2 separate regions of the Homo sapiens genome follow, and region 2 is linked to region 1. A link is a loop called in an ENCODE intact Hi-C map of the cell type or tissue named here. Cell type or tissue: Panc1. All regions are shown on one strand. Links, peaks and the distances in the headings refer to the core of each region. The heading gives the core; the rest is flanking DNA. Region 1 overlaps PDGFD (platelet derived growth factor D). Region 2 overlaps DYNC2H1 (dynein cytoplasmic 2 heavy chain 1).

Region 1 (8,984 bases), core at 389-8,388:
TATCCACACATTTAGACTTTTCTTCATTAGGATATAAAGCCAGTCAATTGTTTATCAATTTTACTGCTGAAATATCTCCCTTGCTATCTACTCTCACAGCTAATAGCTATATGTAAGCTTTTGTGAGGTCTTACCTTGGCTATGTTAATAGATTTGCTATCTGATTTTCACTGGTTCTCCAATTCATTTAATGTTGCTGCCCAGCAGCAAAGGGCCTACATGGTCTGGACCATCCTATCTTTGCTAGCTTCTATCTCTCTTCTTCTCCAAACACAATTTACGGTGCTCACTGATGACAGGTCTCCTAGTCTGCTACCTAACATGCCTTCTCTTTCCTGCCTTACATTTCTGTTTAGCCTAGTTTCTAAGAAACTAAAACCAACGTAGTTAAAAAACCTGTAATATACTCCCCAGATTCAGCTTTTTAAAAGGTTTTCATTTGTTGTAGGTTGAACGGTACCCATACTCCACAAAAAAAGATGTCTACATTCTAATCTCTAGAACTTGTGAACATATCTTAGATGGCAAAAGATGAGATTTAATTTTTTTTGTGCTTGCTTCGGCAGCACATATACTAAAATTGGAACGATACAGAGATTTAATTTAATTTTTTTTTTTTTTTAGAGTCAGGATCTTGCCCTGTCACCCAGGCAGGAGTGCAGTGGTGAAATCTCTTAAGTGAGTTCTCTTATCTCTAAGTTTCCACTTATTAGCTCACTGTAAATTTGAACTCCTTAGCTCAAGAAATCCTCTTGCCTCAGCCTCCTGAGTATCTGAGACCACAGGCACATGCCACTGCACTGAACCAAAAAAAATGTGGCTGAGTTCAAGGTCTTGTGAGGAAGAGCTTATGTATTATCCATGTGAGCCCTAAATGCAATCTCACATGTCCCTATATGAGTGAAGCTAGGGAGCATTTAACACACACAAAAGAGGAGAAGGCAATGTGACCATGAAGGCAGAAACTGGAGTGATGCAGCCAAAGAATGTCCGCAGCCAAGAGCAGGTAACAGGCCTCCCCTACGCCCTCCAGAAGGTGTGTGGCCTTACTGATACCCCTATTTCGACATTTTTATCTTCAGAAATTTAAGAAAATAAATTTCTGTTGTATTAAGCCACCACAGTTGTGCAATTTAATCCAGAACTCAAAGAAACTAATATACCATCTTTATAGCCTGGCTTGAATTCCATTTCCAATTGCACCAAAGGATGCCTTATTGTCTTGGGGTTGGTGAAGTTCCCTAATGGAATTATTTCAGCATCTTGTTTTCACACTTACCATATTAATACTGCCATATTAATGATAATACATACATATATATCACATACACATCCTTATAATACACATAACAAACAATACACCTGAACATATGTGTGTACATGTTTGCATGCCTGTACATACATATGTTAAATATTATCATGAATCTGGGTATATGTATTCATGTGTGAATATATGCTATATAAATATGTGTGTGTGTATTTATACATATACACACACAAACATGTATTTATAAAAGTAAATATATGTTTATATGAATATGTGTGCGTGGTGTACATATATACACACATATTTATATAACATATACTCACACACAAATACAAATGCCTGGATACATAATATTTAACATATATATGTACAGGAATGTGTGTGTGTATATATATAGTATATGTACACATATCTATTAGAGATGATCTAATAGATTTTTTAAAATTTCCACCTTATCTACCTAGCATACTGCCTTACTAACAACAGATGCTCAATAATATTTAACAAGTAAACCAATGATTTTATTACAAGTCTTCTCTGAGTTCTCTTATCTCTAAGTTTCCAAATTCTTGATTTGGCTAAATGAGAATTGGAGATGTGATTGACTGTGCTATAGAAAAACCGAAGGCCCTAATAATTTCTTTGTGATTAGAACAAGGGAGAGGGTTTCCAGGAAGTGATGTTGCTGTGCTAAAATCTTCTCGAAAATGCAGACTGTTCATTCTGATATGGCCAAAGCCCTCTGTGGGATTAAATGTTACGATGCCTCCAGGGGCAATGATGTAGGCTGTGGTAGTGCATGTCCGCGAAGGTTTCAAAGCCGCCTGCATTCAGGGTGTCTGAGTGAGGCGAGTAAATCATTCCTGTAACTACAGGGAATGCTCCAGGGAACAGAGCTGCTCTCTGAAAGCACCATGCCTCTGAGATGTACTCTATGGTACTGCTCCCACAGCTCACTGAAAAATGGAGGCCTGGTTATTTTTAGGGAGCTATGCAGGTTTTCCTTACAGTGTGTATTTTCAGAACATAACAATAGGATATTGTCGTTAATATTCTGTATGAAAAAATTTTCTTTATTGAGCATGCGATCTTAAAAGGTCTGCTGTGTTTTTAAATGTTTTTTGTTTGTTTAATTTTAATAGGAAGGCATAACTTCCTCTTTAGCATAAGGAAGACCTCTCTATAAGAAACTGTCTGCTGGGCCTGCTTTAGAAAATCATTGATTAGGTAGTAAGATTTATAATAAAACTGCTGTCTAATATCTATGTCCAGCCTACTCATTTCTGAATATGCTAGAGGGGATCAAAAAAATTAGAAAGGGATCTTGAGCAAATGCTTGCAGAGTAAAGCAGAAACTCTTTACTTCTTGGAATTCTTATTGGATTTTGGCCTCCATGACAACATAAAACCTGGCAGCCGAAGGTCTGGTTTAAGCATCCTTGGAGGTACCATTTATATTTTAGGGTAACCCAAGCTCTTTGGGGAAGCCTTAGTCCTTCCCCAGTTCTGGGATAGAAGCACCACCTAGGTGCTCGTATGGCCCTGTTCTCACAACACTTACTCTGGTGCATATAATCTACTAGCCTTGAGAGTCTCTGGACCAAATGGCTACATTAGGGTGGAGAATCATGCGTTTTACTAGTATACATCTAGCTGCCAAAGTGCCTGGCATATAGTGAGTATTCAGTAAAATACAGATGAATCAAGTGAAACTCACTTCCAAAGCACTGCTTAAAAACCAGGAAAGGATTTACATCTCTTTTCCTTAGTTATATTATAAAACCAATTTGTCTACTTTTCAAACGCAGTTAAGATTATTTAAGGCAGCTTAAATTTCTATCCTTTTTCTTAAAACTGGTTTGTTATTTGCATACATATTGCTTTTAGACATTAAAGAAAGCTTCGATTGGCAAGTCAGGAATGGATGTCATCTCATCTTGGCTTCCAACTTTATTTAGATTCATGTTTTTATAGGCAGCAGATTGCTAAAAAGTCAAACCTCCAGTGAACAGGCTGAAAACTTGCTTGATCTACAACTGTGACTTGAAGGTACTCCATCAAGTGGAACACTGGAGGTTAAGACTATAAATAAAATAAAAAGCAACAACAAGAAAAGGAAAAACCTCAGAATCTCAATTCTTATCAACATTTTTTATTCCAAATGCTGAAACAATTACAGCCATTATATTTACCATTTAAAAAGTCCAGAGGCCGAAGTGGGTGGGTCACTTGAGGTTAGGAGTTAGAGACTAGCTTGGTCAACATGGTGAAACCCTGTCTTACTAAAAATACAAAAATTAGCCAGGCACGGTGGCACACGCCTGTAATCCCAGCTACTCGGGAGGCTGAGGCAGGAGAATCGCTTGAACCCAGGCGGCAGAAGTTGCAGTGAGCTGAGATTGCGCCACTGCACTTTAGCCTGGGCAATAAGAGCAAAACTCCGTCACCAAAAAAAAAAAAAAAAAAAAACCCAACAAAACAAAACAAACAAACAAAAAGGCCAAACTGAACACAACTTGGCAGAGAAAAAGCAAGCAGATTTATGATACAACCAATTCAATGTTGATGAAGCCATTTTAACTCTTTATCACCAATCTTACTGAAGCTGGCAATTGTCTTACCTAAAAATAGACAAAAGGTATCTGCAATACTTTGTAAAAAGCAGCAGATGATAGATCAGAAATTTTTATTTAAATCCTGACCCTGCCAGTGATCCACTGTATGACTTCAGGGAAGTTACTGCACCTTTCTCTGCCATGGTTTTGTCAACCATAAAGCAAGAAGATGGCCTAACCTACCTCTAAGAAGCCTTCCAGAGCTAAAATTTAGTGAAATCACTGTATTAACATATTGTAGACACAGGTGTTACTACTACTTGTAGTAAGATACAACTTTTACTATTTAAAGTATACTCTGAAAAAATGTGGAAAAGTGAAAATACCCTGCTTGCCTTACCATTTATTCAGTGCCATTTCCCTGATATTGTGCTAAATAACTATTTAATATTCACATTTACTTTATAATAAGTGGTGTTATTGTTATTGTTATTTAATCTCTGAGTACTGAGAGGGGTTGAGTAATCCCTACAAATACATAGCGAGCAAGTGGTAGGGGCTGGATTTCAGCTGAGGTCTTGTTACCCTTAATCATTATTCCATATGTCTCTCATCAGGCTAGATTTTCTTTTCAAATTAATGAATGTCATTAACCAGTGTTGGTATAAACCGAATGCTATGTTACGTCATGCAATACATGCATCTCTTTAATACATTATTTGTTTACTTACACACATTTGAAAGCCTATTATGTGACATAGTTGAAACAGTACTGGATTGATTATGCCAGTTAATGTAGGGTTTTAGATTTTTATTTAAGTTTAACACATGTAAATATGCATTTCTATAGCCAATTTCTGATGAACTGCAAGTCTTTAAGTATGTCTCATACTGATAAAATTTTGTAATCATTCTTGCATAAGTTACATCCATAATTTATCTATAATTTCCAATTTATCTTTCTTGAAAGTAGAGAAAACCTTAAAGATATATGTGAAGCAATTTATATAGGGAGCTCTTTAGGCCTTTTAGACTTATTTTATTTTCATTCTTTGTGAAATAGTTCAGTTTTCTCACTTATATCAAACTGTAATGAACTGAAGTGTATCTTCCCAAAATGTATCTGTTGAAGTCCTGACCCCCGAGTGTGCTTGTATTTAGAAATAGGGCCTTCAGAGAGATAATTAAGGCTAAATGAGATCACAGGGATAGGGCTCTAATAGTATAGGACACGTGTTCTTTTAAGAAGATGAAGATATACCAGAGATCTCTTTCCTTCCACATACGCAAGGAGGAAAGAACATGTGAAGACACAGTAAGATGGCGACCATCTATCAGCCAGGAAGAGAAGTCTCACCAGAAATCAAATTTGCCAACACCTTGAATTTGGACCTTCCAGCCTCCAGGACTATGAGAAATAAAGTCTGTTATTTAAGACATTCAGTCTGTGGCATTTTGGTATGGCAGCCCAAGCAAACTAATAAACTCCACAACTTTATTTTTGAGCACTCACCATTAAAGTTTCGACAAACACTGAATTAACTATTTACAGACACAACTCTCTTTTTTGTATTCATGTTTGGCTGTGTCACACAACATTTAATTAAATTATGTAATTACATTAACATGTAGGACTGGAAGACATACGTTTGGGAACAAATACAACACACCTTTGGAATATATATATCTCAATGGTGAGAAAAGAAGTGTGTTCCAGGGAAGTAACACAAAAGCAACACAATTGCCATGGACATCAGTCAGGATGTTTCATATTAGACTAGACAATGTGGTTAATCCTGCTCTTAGGGTACTGGAGCTCCCGCTGCACTAAATTTTTCATCTGATAGTTTCACTTGTTTCCACATTTCTTCAGAGCAAACCTCATATGTCAAGATAGGGATCTCAATTCCAGGGAATGATCCAGATTTTTGTAGTCTAACACTTGTATGATGTGGGATGCCCTCTTAAGATAAAGAACATCAAGTTATGCATATAAAATTAGGCAACAGGACCTTGAAAGGGGCCAATCAAGGGGATGGGCCTGAAGCGTAAGCCTCATTAGCATCAAAGTTAGTCCCCATCTGCTACCCAGACGTTTTCCTCCTGCTATGAGTTGGAGCTTCATCTGAATTGTACTTGGCTGGAGTTCATTCAATCATTCTGCAAATATTTACTGAGTACCTCTATATATCAGGTACTATTCCAGGAGCCAGAGGGGAATAAAAGAGACATAAAAAAGGATACAGTAGGGAATAAAACAGACAAAATCTTTATCCTTACAGAGCTTATATTCTTGAAGGAAGACAGAACATAAACAAATGAAAATAAATGATATAATTTCAGGTAGAAATAAGTGAGCTTGGTACACACCAGGCACCGGGGCATACTAAAAAAAAAAAAAAAAATAGTTGTTTTAAAAACCACTTCTTTGTTGAAAAATGAAAAGTGCCCTCTGAATAAAATGTTTTCAATAACACCAGAGTCACACTGTGACTTGACACATATAAGGTTGTTGAAGAGATTCTGATCTTGCGAAGTTGTTTCTTGCTTAGAACAAGCCTTTCCAATCTTGTGTGCTTGTTTTGAAAACTAAGTACACTGTGCTTGGTTTTTCACAGCATAAGATATCAAAATGGACAACTTAGGTCGAGTTCTCCACAAATAGAAGAAATAAATTTTGCAGCAATGAAAGTTTTACAGGGCATCATTATATATGAGCCTGTCATGGGAACACAATCCAATAAGGTATTTCCAAAGTCAGGTAAGGAAACATAGGATACCCTTACAAGCCATTTTACTTGATAGAATATATTTTCTTGATCAAATTATATGCAAATTAATGGTCATGTCAACAATGATCCACCAATAGCTTGGTAGAGATACTCATTTAACAAAAGTAAGAATGATTTATATTGCTGTAATATTTTTTATTAATCACATTTAAATTCTAGGCCACATAGTCAGTGGCAGGACTGAAATTTTTTAATGCAAAAGGAGTTTTCATAATATTTTATTGTCCTAAAAAGTCATGCTCCAAATATATGCTGTCCAATGGCTCCAAATCTAAGGCCACTAACTCCAAGGAGATATGGGTGACATAGTAAAAATCTGTATCAAATACAGATTATACAAAATAATACAAATACAAATTAGACAAAATACAGACCTGATACAAAATCTGTATCAAATACACATTACAAATACAAATAATAGGTTAAATCCTCCAAACATATGGCGGGGTTCTCTTATTCACAAATCTTTTAAAATCAGCCAGAAAGAGTAATTTTAAAAAATGGTGAAGTGATAAATGAGAATATTATCATTGCCTAATGCAAATTAACTCATAAATGAAAAGAAGTATCAATGCTGATTAAACACAGTTTTTCCCATTCATGGCAGAGAAATGAAGTGCCAGCTGCTGTTTTTATTAGAAACTTTTCAAACATCAGAAATTTTGCACCTGGCATAAAAACTGAGTAGCATGGTTTACTGTTAGTTTATTAGATGACTATAAGTTTTTTTAACAGAATACATGAAAATAACTAGCAACATCAACTGTACCAGTGTTGATATAATAATAAAATATAAAACACATAAAACTTGCCCATGCTGAGTTATTCAGCTCCTTAAAAAGTGACTCAGTCGATTTCAACACACTGAAACGATGAGATACAAAAACAGCTCTCATAAATTAATTTTTTATGTTGGAAATAGACCAATGATAATATGTGTTGTTCCAAATAAATGATCTTAACATCCTAGAGCTATACTGTCCAAATTGGCAACAATTAGCCACATGTGGCTATCAAAGCTTTGAAATGTGACTACTCTGAAATAGGATGTATTGTAAGTATAAAATTCATATAAGATTTTGAAGATTTAGTATTATAAAAATTTAAAAGAAATTGCAATAATTAAAAAAATGAAACATTGAAATATTTACATACATAATGAGTTAAATAAAATATATTATTACATTTTTAACTTTTATTTTAAGCTCAGGGGTACAAGTTCAGGTTTGTTACACAGGTAAACTTGTGTCATGGGGGTTTGTTGTACAGATTATTTCATTACCTACGTATTAAGCCTTGTACCCATTATTTATTTTTCCTGATCCTCTCCCTCCTCCCACCCTTCATCCTCTGAAAGGCCCCAGTGTGTGTTGTTCCCCAATACGTGTCCATGTGTTCTCATAACTTAGCTTACACTTATAAGTAAGAACATATTGTATTTGGTTTTCTGTTTCTGTTAGTTTGCTAAGGATAATGGCCTCCAGCTTTACCCACGTCTCTGCAAAGGACATGATCTTGTTTTTTTATGGCTCCATAGCATTCCATGGTGTATATGTACCAAAATAACTTCATGTATTTATTTTTACTTTTTTATGTGGTTACTAAAAATCTTTAAATAACATTGTCTTATATTACATGTCTTTTGGACAATGATGGTTTAAAGTGGCAAGAGTTTGGTTCAATTTCAGCTAAGAACCTTGGGCTCAGAAATTCACCTAGAATTCTCTGAGTCTGTCCTAAACTCCAAATTTCCAGCAATCTTAAAATTTGCAAATACCTCATCTAGGTACAGTAAGTTCTCACTTAATGTCATCTATAGGTTATTGGAAATTGCAACTTTAAGTGAAAGGATGTATAGAGAAACCAACTTTATTATAGGTTAGTTGGTATAAACAAGAATTAAATTCCTGTGGCGTAATTCTGGTCACAAAAACATCACCAAACTTCTAAATAAAGACCAAAACAGTTCTAATATTCAACACTGAAATAAATGTGAGCTATACATACATTCAAGAAGAAAATGAATAAAAACAAGTGAGATAATTATATACCCAAGTTCGGTGAATCAGTGAATGATGGCAGTGTTAGTAGTGGTAGGTTAAGTCAAGGAATAAATGTTTGCAAAGTGAACATTGGAAGGAGCAGCCCCTACCATCACACAGCTCAAACAAGAACAAATATGGCAGGCTCATGGAGTGCTTCCCTCCTGCTCCATTTGTTGTAGTGCACTTGTATGATTATTTTACACTTGATGAATTTGTATTTTACAATAATATGCATTCATTTATTCATCCCAATTTCAACCCGTTTATTCCAGTTCCAGGGTCTCAGGTGGCCATAGTATATTCCAGTAGCTCAGGGCACAAGGCA
Region 2 (8,000 bases), core at 1-8,000, 940 kb before region 1:
TTTAATATTAATCAGGAAATTACTCTGGAGCAGTGGTTGTCAAACTTTAGAGAGCATTAGAGTCATGTAGAGATTAGAAAATATGCAGATTCCTGGGTCTCATCCTCTTAAGTGTCAGATTCATTAGGTGACCCAGGTAGTCCAGATGTCTAAGAGGCTCCCAGATGATGTTGATGCTGCTGGTCCACTGAAACTTTGAGTAGTGCTATCCTAGAGAGTTTCTTTCTCTTTTAAAGTTTAGTTATAATCAAGAAGAAGAAACAGTATTGCAAATGATTGCTTTAAAAATTAATATTTATATTGAATGTTAGTGTGGATTTTATATCAGGAAACATTTTTTCATGGTCTGGTAAACTGATTCGCCTGGAATGGATGTTGCAAAGTTTTGAAGCGTTGAAAGTTGTTAAATATGTAAAGTCTAATTTTCCTTTCTCCCTTCCTGCACTCTATCAGGTAGTCCCTGGCAGAGCATGGTACCTGTGTTAGCTTTTGATTCATTCCCAAGCAATGCGAAAGAACAAACATTCACAAAAGATTTTTTAGGCACTAGATTTCTAGAGTTTGGGGATTTTTTTCATGGTCTATGCACACTGATTCATGACAACTGATAAAATTTGAGCAATTTTAAAGTTTTATAATTAACCTGCTATCTCATGCTGCTTTTTATTAGTGTAGCAGTGACCAAAAGTAACTGATTTTCACGGACCCTTGAACTTGTTTGACATGAGTTTTTCCTTAGAGAATGCCAATATATTTATCCAGGATTACCAGACATATAAAATATTGAGTGTGAGATGATATGTAGTCACTTTACTTTTTTTCTTGAATGTATCAAAAATATAATATTTTAACCTAGGTAAGTAACATTTTTATTATGTAATTAGGGCTTATATTAATTATAAAATATTCTGATTTTTTTAAAAGGGTCTTATTCATTATGGACGAGATAACCAGAATTTAGACATTTTACTTTTCCACGAAGTCTTGGAGTATATGTCTAGGATAGATAGAGTGCTGAGTTTCCCTGGAGGTTCACTTCTATTAGCAGGACGCAGTGGTGTAGGTCGTCGGACCATCACTTCTTTAGTCAGTCACATGCATGGAGCGGTCCTGTTTTCTCCAAAGATTTCCAGAGGATATGAACTGAAGCAGTTCAAAAATGATCTCAAACATGTGAGTTGCCCACTCTCTTTTGCTTTATTTGGTTTTAAATTACATTGGTTATTACTCTAAACATCTTTAAAGACCTAAAGGTTTAAAGAACTAAAGTTTTAAAGAACATCTTTAAAGAACTAAAGTTCTCTGTTATACAATGTAGTCTTTATTTTAATTTAGATTATTTTTTCCATGATTATTAGAAAATTACATTTTTATCTATAGACAGGAAAGAGAATACTATTAGAATTTCTAGGAAGCAGATACTCCAGGTCATGGGATGTTAGACAGACATGAATGGTAAACAGAAGGATGGAATTTACATAGGAAATATATGAGTAGAGATAAAAATGATCTACTTGTTTTAATTTTAATGGCCTAGCTGTAAAATAATTAGTATTTACTTAGGGGTTGGATTTACTTTCCAAATTATGTGGCTAAAGTTTGATTTTTAATTATTAAAATGGAAATAAATGAATAAATAAACACATGATACTGGCATACTTTACATACAAATACAAAATGTTAATTTTTAACTGTACCAAAAATACTTAAAGGGCACTAAAAAATATTTTCTGATTTTGCAGGTGCTGCAACTTGCAGGAATTGAAGCACAACAGGTAGTTTTACTTCTTGAGGATTACCAGTTTGTACATCCTACATTTTTGGAGATGATCAATAGCCTTTTGTCTTCAGGCAAGTGAACAGTTTCTTTTCGAAGAAAATAAAAATAATGGCATAAAAATTATCCAAGTAAAATTATCTTGTGCAAAATTTATTTGTTTTGGAGAACTTTTGGCATAGTTCTTACTTAGGAGACATGGTGTTAAACATGCTCATGGCAGGAGAATTGAGAGACTCCATTTTTATAAAACCAATAATTTAAGACATATAAAAATTGTTAATATTGAGTATTGGTGAATATTCAGAAAAATTGACTTTTACATATACTTTTGCTGGGTTATTATCTGTTATAACCTTTGGGAAAATTATCATCTAGGACTTATTAAAAGCTGTGCCATACTCTTTGATGTACCATTCTATTATCTGTAGGAATTTAACCCACAGAAATAAAAGAAGTAGTATGTAAGAAAATAGGTAGTATAATTTATAATCACAAACATTTGATAGAACCTTCCTATCAGTAGTGGCATGGTTGTATAACTATATAATAGTATGGCCTTAGTATGGATATATGAATATACATATACTCCAGATATATGAAATTCCACATAATGCTACACATTAGTGCCCACATTTCATGTGTCTGGAATATAGTTGCATTCATTAACCTGGAAAAATGCACATTCTCCTTCTTCAGTTGGATATTACAAATCAAGTAATAAGTAATCTTGTTTGTTTGCTTGTTTGTTTATTTATTTATTTTGAGGCAGAGTCTTGCTCTGTCGCCAGGCTGGAGTGCAGTGACATGATCTCGGCTCACTGCAACCTCCCCCTCCCAGGTTCAAGTGATTCTCCTGCCTCAGCCTCCTGAGTAGCTGGGATTACAGGCATGCGCCACCATGCCTGGCTAATTTTTGTAATTTTAGTAGAAACAGGGTTTCACCATGTTGGCCAGGATGGTCTCGAACTCCTGACTTCAGGTGATCCTCCCGCCTTGGCCTCCCAAAGTGCTGGGATTACAGATGTGAGCCACCGCGTCTGGCCAGTAATCTTGTTTTTTAAAAGAAGAAATTAAAATTATTTTTAAGGAAAAAAGGAACTTATATGTACTTTATGCATCTGTATAATAGAAAAATACCACTTGAAAGAGGACTATCTTAATACAAATACTCTCTAGAAATTTATGGCTAAGTGGGCTCTCTATGTATCTGGAATTCTATGGATTGTAGAGATATTTATTGTTTTATGTTTTCAAGATTTCTATGGTTTGAAAATCATTACTTGCATTTTGCCTCTGAGATAAGTTCGAGTCTTGTTTTTCCTCTGAGATATAACATGAAGCACTGTCCATTTATATTCCTCAGCATTTCTCACCCCTAATTGCACGTTAGAATCACTAGGATAATTAAAAACAACAACAACAACAACAACTAAAAACGAATTCTTTGCTACTACCCTAAATCCATTGAATTAAAATCTCTGGGGTATGGTGGGAGTATCATTTGGCTATTGTGACTCCCTAATTGAGTCTCTGCAACCTGAACTAAGAACTGTTGCTACTCTTCTCCTGTGGCTCTGTCCCCAGCAAACTGTGGTACTCTCCTGCTGTCTGTGGTGTTACCTGACCTTTTTGGTGTCTTCCTGGGGAGGACACTTGCGAATTCCTATATTTCTTCCTTTTTTTTGAAGAATTTATGAAGTTTGTTAGAATATTTCTATGAGTAATCACTGTTAGTGATTGGGAGGAAGTAGCTTAGTTTTAAACTTGGATCAAGAGTGTTTTGTTATTTAAGTACAAAATAAACCTTAAAAACTAGTTTCAATTGTATGGGTGGTATCACTGTGGGGATCAAAGGACAAAGTTATATGAACTCATTTTCAACTCAGTTTTCAATAAATACTTGCTTTGTATCATGCTAGTGCTCTGAGGAGAAATTTTCTTCAGAATTTAACAGCTTTGGTTAAATAATAAGTAATATTTAAACATTAGTGCCCAGATGAGAAATACAGACCAGGATGCTCTAATTAGACAAGTGGTAGATCCATTTCTGTTAAAAAGTTGAGGGATAATGGCTTAGTGAAAGTAGTAGTACTTGAGTGGACTTAGAGCGTTCCATCTTTTGATATTTAAGGAATACATTCCTGCGTATTGCTTCAGTTGTCACTAGATGGAGACATTGTTCATTTTGGCTGATGAGACCAGAAACACAGATTTTTTTTTTTTTTTTTTGGAAAGCAAACATTCAGATAAGCACTAACCTAATAATCATTATTTTAAGACAAATTGGTCTTTATTATCAAGATATAATCGTAAAAATGAGAAGTCAAATCTTGGCATTTTATTTTCAGAGGAGGTATTCAGTAGGCTTGGTTTCTTTTTTCTATTTCAAATTCTTATTCCCTAATGTGTATAATATATAGATAGAGCTGACATTTTTTGCTAAATTTAAGGAATCAAAAATATCTTGGTATGTCTAAAATTTGAAGAAAAACATATACAGATTTATGTGTGCATGTGTTCAAGTATGTACAAGCTTGTGGGGTGGGGGTGGTCTGGTGCCTCTTAGTTGAACCTAAAGAAAAGTAGGGATCAGACTGTGATGGGCCTTATATGAATGCATTATTTTGGATGTGTAGCAAAGGACTTTTCACTTAATGTTATAGTTTCTTGTGAATTGTAAACATATTGGCTTAACAAATATTTATTAAATGCCTCTTATATGCAGGACCAAGTTTTAAATACTGTTACAATTTGTAGAAGTGAACAAGATGTGCTCCAGGCCCTCTATCTTTAAGTCTGTCTTTAAGACTAAAGTTGTAGTCTTAATCAACTTTGATTTGCCTTTCATCATTCTATTCATCATCATGATTTGGCCTGCATAGTAGCAGGCCATGGACCAGTTCTTCTGATTTCTAGTACAAGTTCATCTTTTCATTCATTCATTTATGTAAAACATATTTTTGTTCTAGATACTTAGGTAAGAATATTCTAGGGTTAAATGTTGAACATTGTCAAATATTTGTCCTCAGAAATTTAAAGTCTAATTGGAGATAAGAAGGAAGTAATTCATTATTAAATGATGTGATAAGTGCTAAAAAGTGATATATTTGAATAGTATGTGAAAGAGAAAGAGTGTTTAATCAGCATATGGGCAGTCAAGAAAGGCTTATGGGCATAGCAGTTAGGGAAGTAGCATCTTGAAGGATAAGAATTTATTGGGTATCAAGATAAGGGGCAGAGGATGACTGTAAGTATACATTCCAAGAAGAGAGAATATTTTGTTGTGTTTATGGAACACAAGTTTATTGAGGCTAGAGTACAAGGTCTTATGGAGGAAGATGGAAAAATAACCAGTAAAGGTAGACAGATGGCTAGTGTATGACTATTTTGAGTGGTTTGCTTAGGTGTTTGAATTTTATCAAATGAGGGCTATAGATAAAGATTTGTGAGTCAAGTAGAGGTAATAAAGTTTGTATATTTTTGGAAATAAAGATTGAATAAGAGCAGATTTTTAAATACAAAAATTGAAAAAGCATCATTTATTAAAATGTTTTCAATTAGTCTAATATTTTTCTGTAGGTGAAGTTCCTGGACTCTATACTCTTGAAGAATTAGAGCCCTTGCTGTTACCACTTAAGGATCAAGCTTCACAAGATGGTTTTTTTGGACCAGTCTTCAATTACTTCACATATAGTAAGTGACATAGAATTCATTAATCAAATCAAACTGGTTTGTATGAAATATATATCATTTAATTTGCCTTATTTTGTCATTAGATTGCAAAGGTATCTTAAATCTTTTTTCTGGAGCTTTTAGAAAGTAACACCTAACTAGTGGATAGGCTAACCTATAATAAAAACACCTGTATTAGTCTGTTTTTCCACTACTGATAAAGACTTACCTGACACTGAGCAATTTACAAAAGAAAGAGGTTTATTGGACTCACAGTTCCCACATGGCTGGGGAGGCCTCACAATCATGGTGGAAGGGAAGGAGGAGCAAGTCATATTTTACATGGATGGCAGCAAGCAAAGGAGGGCTTGTGCAGAAAAACTCCTGTTTTTAAAACCATGAGATCTCATGAGAGCCATTCACTATCATGAGAATAGCATGGGAAATACCTGCCCCGCTCCATGATTCAATCATGTCCCACCAGGTTCCTCCCGCAACACGTGGGGATTATGGGAGCTACAAAATGAGATTTGGGTAGGGACACAGAGCCAAACCATATCAATACCTTAGCAAAATTTTAGCAAACAGGAATGATGAAAGTATGGTAATGTTCTTTGGAATATTTACCTTGCCTCCTTTGTTTCATGTGGTGAAATTAGTGCTGCTTTAGTACCTCCTGTCTTAAAGAACTATTGAACCATTTAGATTGTGCCAGACTTCATAGTTTTAAAAAACTAGCCTTTTATTCTTATAGAAACAGTTTTATATGCACTGTAGAAATCCAAAATTGAAATAAGTAAAAAATGAGGCAATAATCACACCACCCAGACATTATGACACTTACATTTTTCATGGACATTTTTCTGAGTCTTTTTTCTTAACATGCACATACACAAATTTATAAGTGTTCTTTTAACTAAAATAAAAATCATAACATAATATTGTTTTATATTGTGCTCGTTTTAAGAAACAACTCCTACTATTTCATTTGAGAAAATTTTGATCTCTTTAACCCAGACCACGTATAGATTGCCTGATTGTATTATTATTCTTATATATTTCTTAGGAATTCAGCAAAACTTGCATATTGTCTTGATAATGGATTCTGCAAATTCAAACTTCATGATAAACTGTGAGAGTAATCCAGCTTTGCATAAGAAATGCCAGGTGTTGTGGATGGAGGGTTGGTCCAATAGCAGTATGAAGAAAGTAAGTTTAACAAATATTAAAAAATTTAAAAGCACATTTTATTTTTGAAGTTATTGATTTTCACAACTTCTCTTTGGTGTTGGTTATAACATCACCTTAATTATGGCACCAAACATCTCTTATGTTTGGAAATGTCTGTTTTCTTCGTACTCTTGCATCATAATTTAGTTGAATGTAGAATTTTAGATTGAGGATCATGTTCTTAATTAAGGACCCCAGAGACAACTATACTTTAAAATTTTATGGCTTTAATTAACTAGCCTATTACAGGCTGTCCTAGATTTTTAAAAAATCATAGCAAGTATTTAACAATTAAAGAATTTTTAAATCCTTAAAAAATATCATCACTATGCTGTGTGTTTGGAGGGGGATGAGTTAAATTGTGAACTCATAACACTATCTTAACTGGAAGCCTCTTATTTTACCTCATTTGAATAAGTAATAATTTCAACATTGTTTGTTTAAATGATATTCATATTCTCAATCACTAATTTCTTTATTTTTCTATAAGAGAAGTATAGTTTAATGCCTGCCATGATTCAGAGTAAGGAGTGTAATTGGAGATAAAAGACATGGTTTACAGATGAGGTAATATTTTAGTTACTGAAAGATATTTTAGCTTGAGGAGGCCACGTGAATAAGAGGCATTCATTAAGAAGTAATTATTGGGTGCTTAGTAAGTACCACTGTTCTATATATGTTGAGGACATAGCAGACGAAAAAAAACCAGAGAGAAATCCCTGCCCTCATGGTGTTTACATTCTTCTCAGGTATATCTGCGGGGAAAGCTTTCTAGGTGAAGATCCTGGGTAGAGAGCATGTCTGATGATTTTGAGGATCAGTAAGAGGCAACTTCACCTGGAGCAGAGTGATTGAGGGGAGAGTTGGTGAAGATGATGTCAGAGAACTAAGAGGAAACCAGTTAGGATGGGGCTTTGTAAGCTACTACACTCTATAGGATTTCAGCTTTTCCTGAGAACTAACTTACTTTTGGATGCTTTCGAACAGAAATATTCTGACTCATTTTTTAATGGGATTACTGTAGTTTCTGTGCTGAAAGTAGACTATAGAGAGCAATGGTTGGAGCAGTTACAAATGATTGCAGTAATCCAGAGAGAAAAGGATAGGTTGGGCTAAGGATGTAGTGGTAAGGTGGTGAGAAATGGTTGTATTCTGCATACATTTTGCAGTAGAAACAACAGGATTTGCTGACAGATTGTAATAAGGTGTAACAGAAAGTGAGGGGTCAATGATCCTTCTGAATATTTGGCTTGAGCAACTAGAAGGATGAAATGACTATCATTTGAGACAGAGGATACTGTGAAAAGAACATATTAAG

What was found. Hi-C counts contacts between places; a loop is a spot of excess contacts. Peaks named below come from ENCODE experiments on the same cell type or tissue, not always from the same donor. Only the 100,000 strongest peaks of a DNase experiment are listed, where the experiment ranks them.
Region 2: it touches region 1 in a loop (3-fold over the local background); 3 of 110 quality-filtered maps call a loop at or near these places.

The regions. Positions count from the first base shown.
Region 1 is chr11:104,140,793-104,149,776 of GRCh38, forward strand. All of the region lies in intron 1 of PDGFD (platelet derived growth factor D), which reads right to left. Among named protein-coding and RNA genes, the nearest start is that of PDGFD, 19 kb to the right of the region's middle. In Panc1, for the core only: no CTCF peak of the experiment used is centred there; no DNase peak of the experiment used is centred there.
Region 2 is chr11:103,198,304-103,206,303 of GRCh38, forward strand. It overlaps DYNC2H1 (dynein cytoplasmic 2 heavy chain 1), which reads left to right. Exons shown (of 89, transcript NM_001377.3): 49 at 925-1,173; 50 at 1,743-1,851; 51 at 5,360-5,473; 52 at 6,519-6,661. Among named protein-coding and RNA genes, the nearest start is that of DYNC2H1, 93 kb to the left of the region's middle. In Panc1, for the core only: CTCF peaks have their summits at 3,935 (motif pointing right) and 4,144; a DNase peak (open chromatin) is centred at 3,940.